Regions from separate parts of the Homo sapiens genome. Here region 2 is linked to region 1. A link is an interaction called in ENCODE POLR2A ChIA-PET data of the cell type or tissue named here. Cell type or tissue: B cell. All regions are shown on one strand.

Evidence for each region. ChIA-PET counts read pairs that join two places held together with the same protein. Peaks named below come from ENCODE experiments on the same cell type or tissue, not always from the same donor. Only the 100,000 strongest peaks of a DNase experiment are listed, where the experiment ranks them.
Region 2: POLR2A ChIA-PET joins it to region 1 with 5 read pairs; 3 of 35 experiments call an interaction of 5 or more read pairs at or near these places.

Annotation. Positions count from the first base shown.
Region 1 is chr6:159,096,927-159,101,926 of GRCh38, forward strand. All of the region lies in intron 2 of LOC112267968, which reads right to left. Among named protein-coding and RNA genes, the nearest start is that of TAGAP, 54 kb to the left of the region's middle. In B cell, no CTCF peak of the experiment used is centred here; a DNase peak (open chromatin) is centred at 1,935; H3K4me3 peaks cover 1,223 bases; H3K27ac peaks cover 2,830 bases.
Region 2 is chr6:158,825,474-158,830,473 of GRCh38, forward strand. No RefSeq gene overlaps it. Among named protein-coding and RNA genes, the nearest start is that of EZR, 8.6 kb to the left of the region's middle. RefSeq lists enhancers at 1-271, 1,822-1,911. In B cell, no CTCF peak of the experiment used is centred here; a DNase peak (open chromatin) is centred at 1,898; H3K27ac peaks cover 2,184 bases.

The sequences.
Region 1 (5,000 bases):
TGGATCACTTGAGGCCAGGAGTTTGAGACCAGCATGGGCAACATGGGGAGATCCCCATGTTCAAATATTTCGCCCACATCGCCAGAGGCTCTGTAAAGGCCGCATGTTTTCATGTGCTCTAAATCTGCAGATGGTTGGGATGGCTGGGGCGAGAGGTCAGAGCTTTGACCCACATTGTGTTTAAAGAAATATTTGTGTATTTGTCTCTACAAAAAAATACACAGATTAGCTGGGTGGCATGTGCCTGTAGTCTCAGCTACTTAGGAGGCTGAGGTGAGAGGATAGCTTGAGCCCAGGGGGTTGAGGCTGCAGTGAGTGGGGATTGCACCATAGCAATCCAGCCTGCGTATGAGATCCTGTCTCAAAAAAAAAAAAGCAATACTCAGTGTTTTCCAAAAATCAATTAAGTGGCATGAGTCTTGGATTTCGTGCCCTGATGATGGGTTCCCGCTCTGGAGTGGGACTCTGCTCTCTGGCCTTTCCACCCCGCAGACACCTCCCACAGCCTTGTGAATAAGTCAGAGCTTTCTCTCCATCAAGCGGGGGTGGGCGTCTATAAATGATACAGCCCAAAGGAAAGCCTGGGCGGCTCTGAAGTGGTGGTGTTTCAAGTCTTGCTGGTGGTTAGTTTGCTATTTAGGGAGAGAATACAATAGAGAAATTGGGTCTCAAACCGTAATGCATGGGAACTAGAACTCTCTGCTCTGTTTTTAAATGGCTTCTGCTTCTCTTTGAATTTATTTGGAAACATGTCTGGCTATTTCCATATATTTGAGGGATATATAACTCCCAGGTATGGAGCAAACGTTGTCTCTCCGGCTATACCCATCAGAGCCTGCTTCACTGCCTAGCCCAGAGACCACCCTCAAACGCCTGAGGGGAAAGTCAATGGTTGAAGTGAGTGCTTGGGAGTGGTGGGACCGTAGAAAATGGTAGAAGTTGTGCTGGGTCCAAAGGGACAGCCCATGAGGGCCACATAGGAATGCGGGCCCAGTGTTACTGCCAATGATTTAAAACGCCAGTAAGCCGACATTCTATTAAATGTCCATTCATTCTAAACATTTCTTTCTTTTTTTTTTTTTGAGATGGAGTCTCGCTCTCTCACCCAGGCTGGAGTGCAGTGGCACAATCTTGGCTTACGGCAACCTCCGCCTCCCGGGTTCAGGCAATTCTCCTGCCTCAGCCTCATGAGTAGCTGGGACTACAGGCATGTGCCACCACTCCCGGCTAACTTTTTGTATTTTTTTTTTTAGTAGAGACGGGTTTCACCGTGTTAGCCAGGATGGTCTCGATCTCCTGATCTCGTGATCTGCCCACCTCAGCCTCCCAAAGTGCTGGGATTACAGGCGTGAGCCACTGCCCCCGGCCCTAAACATTTCTTTAAACACAATGTGGGTCAAAGCTCAGACCTTTCGCCCCAGCCATCCCAACCATCTGCAGATTTAGAGCACATGAAAACATGCGGCCTATACAGAGGCTCTGGCGATGTGGGTGAAATATTTGAATATTTAAAATAAGATGTTATGAACCAAATTGAGAGGAACAGATCTGTATTTGTCAGATAATTATTCATTTGAGCTTGAAAAAGCATGCACGTGTAGATAATCCACATCCAGTCAAGTGAAGTAGGTCAAGTTTCTTTCCTGAGTATTCTGCTTGCCAGGCACCTGTCCGCATGTCAGTCTTGGTCTGCCCACGATTTTTGTTTTCTTTCCCCTCTCCTTTGATCGCTGTTCCTCCTCATGCTCCCTGGCCAGTCCCCCGCCCTCCAGCCCTATTTTGCACTTCCTTGTGATCCCAGGAGAACTGTACACTTGCCGGGGTTAATTTTTCTGACACACACAGAGACCTAATTTGGTGATGTCATTAAAAAAAAGCACTCGTGTTAACCATATTTCACAACAAAGGCGCCTCAGCACTCTCACCGGAGGGGAAATTTTTTTAATGCACTGAAATAGGAAACAAGTGACGTGGCGAATACCTGGTGAACGGAAACAACTGTGCCCTTTGCCTTTCCATGCACTGATGAATTTCCAGCGGAGTGGGGCCTGCTGGTGGCTTCGCACAGCGAAAGTGCCGCCGGGCCCTGCTCCATGGAGACCTGATCTTCTCTCCCCAGAACTTCACATGGGAAATGATCTAGTCAACTGGGGCCCTGCTGAGTTCAGCATCAGCTCCCAGCCTGAATAGACTTCAGGAGCCTGCTGGAAGTGGGAGAAGGAAGGGTGGTCACAGGTGCACCCTGGGAGTGGGTGGCGAGGCCTCTTAGGTCAGTTTGCCCAAGTGTGTGCTCCTCCGATCTGAACTCCCAGTATTTGACTGTGGATTTGGCATAAAGGTATGGAGAGTGGCTCAGTATTTGGGGGCTCTTTGAATTACTGGTGACTTTGCAAAAGAAAAAAGTGCAGTTAAAGGGATTTCAGCCATAAGAAGCCTGACCTGGAAACCATCATTTCCTGGCATCTGGGGTTTCGAGGCAACACAGCTGTGGGTCCACCATTCCACACAGCCTGGATTAACCTGCATTGGAGGCCCCCTGCATAAAGTCATGGCGCATACAGCTCTCCAAAGTCACGTTGTGTGGATGCAGTTGCCCTGAGGTATAGGTACAAGCCTGTCATCCATTGCTAAGCACCCACAGCATCTCATCTCATTTCTGGCAAGATAATCAGGTTTTGATTGGCAAGATAATCAGGTTTCATTTTCAAGCCAGGTGTGGTGGCTTACACCTGTAATCCCAGCACTTTGGGAGGCCGAAGTGGGAGGATCACCTGAGGCCAGGAGTTTGAGACCAGCCTGGGCAACAAAGTAAGACCCTGTCTCAAAAAAAAAAAAAAAGTTTAAATTAGCTGGGCCTTTAGTCCTAACTGCTTGGCAGACTGAGGAGAGAGGACTTCCCTCAGGAGTTTGAGGCTTCAATGAGCTATGATAGCACCACTGCACTCCAGCCTGGGTGACAGAGTAAGACTCTGTCTAAAAAAAAAAAAAAAAAAAAAAAAAAAATCAAACTTGGTCCTCAACCTATGGCATGAATTACCATTTTCTTCAACAGGGCTAACACTGACTGCCTGCCATGTGCCAGGCTAATCTCTTTACCCTCATTCTTTCTCAATCCTTACAACACTCCTATACAATTAGGGCCATTTTATAGATGAAGTAACTGAGGCTCCGTGATGTTAAGCAATCTGCAGACCTCTCAGCTGGCAAGTGGCAGGGCTGCGAGCTGGAGTCAGGCCTGTCTGGCTCCAGGGACTTTCCCTTCTCCACATGATCAAATGTTGCCTTCTGGATATTTTTCATTTACTTCTTTTTTCTCATCCACTGACGTTCCACACTCCTGTGGCATGTTGCCTGCATTACTTCAATAGTTTCTGCTATTTTCCTTGCATCAGACCTTAATTCCCTCAACTCTCTGTCCCCCTCCATCCTCCCTGTCACTGCCCGAGGAATTCTCTCAAATATGTATGCCTCAATCACTCCCAGGCATCAGAGCCCACAGGACTCCTCAGTCCCTTTGATCGATCTCGCCAGGCTCTGTGTGCTAACCCTGGCCCCTCTCTGCTGCTTGCCAAGAGGCCCTCTCCGCATTTCAACCCAGGGACCACTTGCAGCCTAGAGTGGGTGTCTCCCTGCAAACCTGTGTCACCTACTTGTCTGGCTCATCTGCCTGTCTCGTCTGTTGTAACGCACGTGGTCTCTTTCATTTCCACAGCCCCAGCATAGTGCCTGGAAGTGGGACGTGCAGGCACTATGGAAAAAGGACTTGGGTGGTTCCGAAGGGAAACCAGGCAGTGGAGGCAGAGGCAGGGAAATAGAACCACAGTGAATGGATGAAACCTTCACAGATCTGTTGAACGACCTTTGATCTTTTATGTGCCTTGCTTGATTTGCTTTCCACTGAGGTCACCTGCATTTCTCTCAACCTATCCTAGCCCTCACCACAGCCAGTCTGAAGTCAGATGGCAAAGTTGTGGAGTGTTAGAAAAAGCAGTGGCTGGTGGAGCAAATGGGGGTTGGGGGAGTGGTGGGGACATGACTCCCCCTTGAGGGCCCTGCCCAGCTGTTCCACAGCAGCCTGGCTGGCCCCTTCCTAGGCAGCCTCTTTGTCTTAGCAGCGTCTTTCCAAGGTCAGCAGGCTCTTTCGCGATAAGAGCGGACATTGCTGAGCCCTGACTCTGTACCCGCCGGTGTTCTAGAAGAACCTGCACTTGATCCAACAAAGCAGAGAGTTCTTGGGTCCTTTTCTTTCCTTTTCCTTTCTGAAACTGTATAATAAACACATAAAAGTAAAAAATATTTACAATACCTTATAACAAATGCCAGATGCTATGTATTCCCTGTCTACTGGCTGGCTGTTTTGGTTTTTCTATTGAGATTTTGCTCTTGAGTGGTAGTAAAATGCCATTTTCCCTCTGTGATTCTATCATTAGTTTCCCAATAATTTCTTTAATAATAATAATATTTGGTATTTTAGAAGGTTTAGAGTTCAGAGCACTTTCCCCCTCATCATCTCACTTGATTTTAATTCTCGTCTACCTCATGAATAGGGCAGGAATCCTCACCCCCTGCGTACAGAAGGGGGACCAGAAGCTCAGAGAAAGAAGGGGCAAACTGAAGGAATCACTGGCAGCAGAAGGACATAAATCAGGCCCCAGATTCTCAGTTTGCCCTGTTGTGCACATCAACAATTCTTATCTTTTCATTACATTTGTTGATTTGGTTGATCTCATCAGAGACCGTCATCTAAAGAGTCAGTTGTATTCAGGCCATGCCAGAATGTTCTGTTTGTGGACACAGTGAGCTAAGGCGGTGCCTCTGGGCTCAAGAGAAACGCCGCAGCAGGGCAGGAGGCAGGACCATGCTGCCCATGTGTTAGCTCGTCTGCAGGGCCAGGCGTGTGGCGGGTTCCAGTCTCCGAGTGTGGTGGTAGGCTCAGCGCTGGGAAATTTCACGTCTCAACACATCTCTTGGGAAAAAGGACTTGGGTGGTTCTGAAGGGA
Region 2 (5,000 bases), 270 kb before region 1:
AACCTCCTCTATTCGGATACTCTCATTTGACAGAGGAACCGGGCCCCAAAAGATTAAACTGATTGTCCTCATTCCTGCACTTAAACTTCTCTTGTCAATATTAACATTACCTCCATCTTGCTGAATCCAGAGGCCAAACCTCTTGGCCTCATCTGACCCTTCTCCTAAGCAGCTTTCCACATGTCCAACCATTCCCTGAGCATATTTTGTGCTTAGGATTTCTGTGCTTTCTCTTCTCTTCCCCTCTGGGTCCTTCCCAGCCCTTATCTATGTACGAATTCTTCCCCTAGGTCATGTAGCCTGATCCCAAGGCTTCAGTCACGTCCCCAGCCCTGCCTTTTCCCCCAGCAACAACCGTCTATTGGTGTCTCCAGGGTTCTTGTTTGTTCAAGAACTTCCTCCCTCCTAGCCTCCCTGTTCTCAGCAAAGAGCTCCACCACACACGCTGTTACATGGCCCCAAACCTAGAGGTAACCTGCATTCTCTTTTTGCCTCAACCCCATTTTATCCTTCACCCCTGTGCCTCCAGTCCAGCAGACCAAACAGCCACATTTCCCGGCTAGGTCAGATGGTGCACGCCTGGGTTTGGGGATAAAATTCAAACTCCTCCTTGGCCGGGAGTGCATCGGCATCTCCAGCTGCGTCTTCTTTCCCTCACTCTCACTCGCCCTGAGCTTGAGCTCAGCTGGCTCTGCTCCCGCTGCTGATTTTTTTATCTGTGATCACTCAGCCCCGTTGCTGCCTTAGAGGTCTTGTGCTTCATATTCCCACGGCCTGGAAGGCATGTCCCCCATCTGTGCCAGCCTGGCCTTTTCTCATCCTCCAGGTCTTTGCAGCAGTGCCTCCTCCTCTAAGAGCACTTCCCAGCCACTGTCCCCTGCTGCCCCTGCCATCTGAAGAGCCACCCTCTGGTGCCCCGCCACTTCACCCGATTCACTGCCTTCAGAGAACTTGACTCTGCAATTCTCTTCCTTGGTTTGTGTTTTTTTTTTTTTTTCTGATTTGAGACAGGGTCTCACTCCATTGTGCAGGCTGGAGTTCAGTCGTGAGATCATGAAGATCATGGCTCACTGCAACGTGAACCTCCCAGACTCAAGCGATCCTCCTGCGTTGGCCTTTTGAGTAGCTGGGACCACAGGTGCGTGCCATCACGCCCAGCTAATTTATTTATTTATTTATTTATTTTTAGAGACAGGGGTCTCACTATGTTGCTCAGATTGGTCTTGAACTGGCCTCAAGCAGTCCTCCTGCCTCAGCTTCCCCATTGTGTTTTGTTTTTGTTTTTTGAGACAGAGTCTCACTTTCATTGTTGTCCAGGCTGGAGTGTAGTGGTGGTGGTGTGAACACAGTTTCTTGCAGCCTCGACATCCTGAGCTCAAGTGATACTCCCACCTCAGCCCCTCAAGTACCTGGGACTACAGGTATATGACACCACACCAGGCTAATTTTTGTATTTTTTGTTGAGATGGGATTTCACCATGTGGCCCAGGCTGGTTTTGAACTCCTGAGCTCAGGGGATCCACCCACCTTGGGCTCCCCACAAGAGTTGAAGCTCCTCTCAGTCTTGTTTGTTTGTCGATGGACCCTCAGCAACTAAAACAGTGTCTGGTGTGTGGTAGCTGTTCAATAAATATCTGTTGAATAAATGAATGAACAAATCCTGTTAGTTCCAGAACCGGGGTACTCTGGTAAGTTTTCCTTCCTGTGTATCATACTGCTGTCCACTGGGTTGCTAACCATGGAAACACCTTACTTGAAGTCTTATTTAGCAGCCCAGCTGTCCAAAACACCATCGAAAACCAGATGTTAAAAAAAAAAAAAACAAAAAAAACCAGAATTCATGTTTTTAGAATTTCTCTGGGTTTCCCCTAAAGTGTATTAATTCCTGTTTTCATTGTGAGTCTAAGTTTTATTAGTTCCTTTCCCAGGCCATGGCAGATTAGCAGAGAGGGTGCAGGGTGCAGGCAGACACACTGACAGCAGTAAGAAGCAATGCTTGATGGTGAAGAGGCAGGAATTGTACAGAGCAGGCAACTCAGAAGGACAGCCCGGAAGCCCGAGGGCATTGATTGGTGTTCCTGGTGATTGTTTTCTCAGGAAAGGGAGCTATGTCTGCTCTCTATTATCATAAAACATGTTATTTTGTAATGTTTAAAAAATGGTGAAATGTTTTAAATCTTCAGGAGTTAATTCAATAGACAACTATCTCAATTTAACAAATGGTATTATTTTATCCCATTAGTTTCAGGTTTTTAAAAAAAAGAAATAACGGCCGGGTGTGGTGGCTCACACCTGTAATCCCAGCACTTTGGGAGGCAGAGGCAGGCAGATCACCTGAGGTGAAGAGTTCGAGACCAGCCTGACCAACATGGAGAAACCCCGTCTCTACAGAAAAAAAATACAAAATTAGCCGGGCATGGTAGTGCATGCTTGTAATCCCAGCTACTCGGGAGGCTGAGGCAGGAGAATTGCTTGAATCCAGGAGGTGGAGGTTGCAGTGAGTCAAAATCGCGCCATTGCTCTCCAGCCTGGGCAACAAGAGCAAAACTCTGTCTTAAAAAAAAGAAAAAAAGAAAAAGAAATAAAATGCGATAGATAAATTAAAGCCTCTCTAGCCCTCCGCAGGAACAATCAATGTTCTAAAGTTGCTGGGTTTCCTCTATGCAAGGGTTAATTTTGTTTGTTTGTTTGTTTGTTTGTTTTTTGAGATGGAGTTTCGCTCTTGTTGCCCAGGCTGGAGTGCAATGGCACAATCTCAGCTCGCAGCAACCTCCGGCTCCTGGGTTCAAGCCATTCTCCTGCCTCAGTTTCCGGAGTAGCTGGGATTACAGGCATGCGCCACCATGCCCGGCTAATTTTGTATTTTTAGTAGAGACGGGGTTTCTCCACGTTGGTCAGACTGGTCTCGAACTCCGGACCTCAGGTGATCTGCCCGCCTTGGCCTCCGAAAGTGCTGGGATTACAGGCGTCAGCCACCGCTCCTGGCCAAGGGTTAATGTTTTATATGAAAAAAAAAAAAAAATGTGGCTGGGTGTGACTCCCTCCTGTAATCCCAGCACTGTGGGAAGCTGAGGCAAGAGGAGGATTACTTGAGCCCAGGAGTTCAAGACCAGCCTGGGCAACATGGTGAAACCTCATCTCTACTAAAAATACAAAATTACCTAGGCATGATGGGGCGCTTCTGTGGTCCCAGCTACTCAGAAGGCTGAGGCGGGAGGATCACCTGAGCCTGGGAGGTAAAGGCTGGAGTGAGCTGAGGTCATGCCACTGCACTCCAGCCTGGGTGACCGAGTGAGACCTGTCTCAAAAAAAGAAAAAAACCAAAAACATGAAACAATTTCCTAAATAAATTAGATGTTATTAATTAGGTGTTTAATTGCAGAATATAAACGAATTATTTTTAAATCATCCTGATTTTTTATTTCTTTCCGCTTCCTTCTTTTTTTTCTTATGAAAGGCTACCTTAATAAAGCAGTATGTGCTGAAATGCCCGGCACGACACAGGTGGTTATCAGTCATTTGGATTGTCCTCTGCTCAAACTGTGAGTTCCTCAAAGGTGAGACCAGTGACTACTGGTCTTGGTATCTCAAGTACCTAGCATAGAGCCTTGCACATCATAGGGGCTCAGTAAATATTGATCGAACTGAATTGAAAACTGAGCCCCGTGTGTTTTCTGTAGTGAAGACAATGTCTCACTAAGCATTTAGATGTCCGGATCCCAGAGATTTGACATGTAAACTAGATAATTGGCACTTGAAATATTTTCTTTAATTAAAAAAAAATTTAGCTGGGGCGCAGTGGCTCACACCTGTAATCCCAGCACTTTGGGAGGCCGAGGCAGGTGGATCACAAGGTCAGGAGTTCAAGACCAGCCTGGTCAACATGGTGAAACCCTGTCTCTACTAAAAATACAAAAATTAGCCAGGCATGGTGGCACACGCCTGTAGTCCCAGCTACTCGGGAGGCTGAGGCAGGAGAATCGCTTGAACCCAGAAGGTGGAGGTTGCAGTGAGCAGAGATCGAGCCACTGCACTCTAGCCTGGGCGACAGGGCGAGACTCTGTCTCAAAAAAAAAAAAAAAAAATTTAAGCCTTCTGATAACCAGGGAAAACAAATTTCTGTAGCAGGTAACGAATGTTACCTGACCCTGTGGAATCTTACTGAATATCAAAAGGACTCGTTCCAGAAGGAAGTCATCTTGTAATGTCCTGGGCAGTGCTTCACCCTAGGCTGAAACATGGGCCACATACTTCATTCACCAATCAGTGAGCTATAAGGGAGAGCAAGACAGATAAATCTTGAAGTTTACGCTTAACTAAAACTTGGCCTTTGGCTGTTTGGGTTTTCCCAGACTTCCCATGAATTTCCATGAAATCAGCATTGTCACTTTGTCAATCTGCCGTTCCCAGCCACCTACTCAGACTGGGTCCTCAGGTCACCCTGAGAATGTGACTGGGGAATACAGAGACTGGGACGTGGAGTCCAAGGGCAACTGACTGTAAGGTCTGGGTCTGGTCCTAGTTCTGCCATTGACCCTGAGTGTTGGCACAGCGGCCATCTGAGGGACGTGCTAGCTGGGAGGTAGGCTGGCCAGCTCTCAGCTTCTGCGCATGGCTGTTGCTATGCTAGAACATGAGCCCTGTCCTGCTACCTGTCTCATTTTCAAGAAAACCCTGAAATCCTGATTTTTATGTGACATTTCCCAATTCTTTTTTCTCTTTGAGATAGTGTGTCACTCTGTTACTCAGGCTGGAATGCAGTGGTGCATTCTTGGCTCACTGCAACCTTGAACGTCCAAGCTGAAGTGATCCTCCCACCTGAACCTCCTAAGTAGCTGGAACTAGAGGTGTATGCCACCATGCCCAGCTAATTTTTAAATTTTTTGTGGAGATGAGGCCTCACAATATTGCCCAAGTTAGTCTTGAACTCCTGAACTCAAGCAATCCTCCTGCCTTGGCCTCCAAAGTGCTGGAATTACAGGCATGAGCCGCCACCGTGC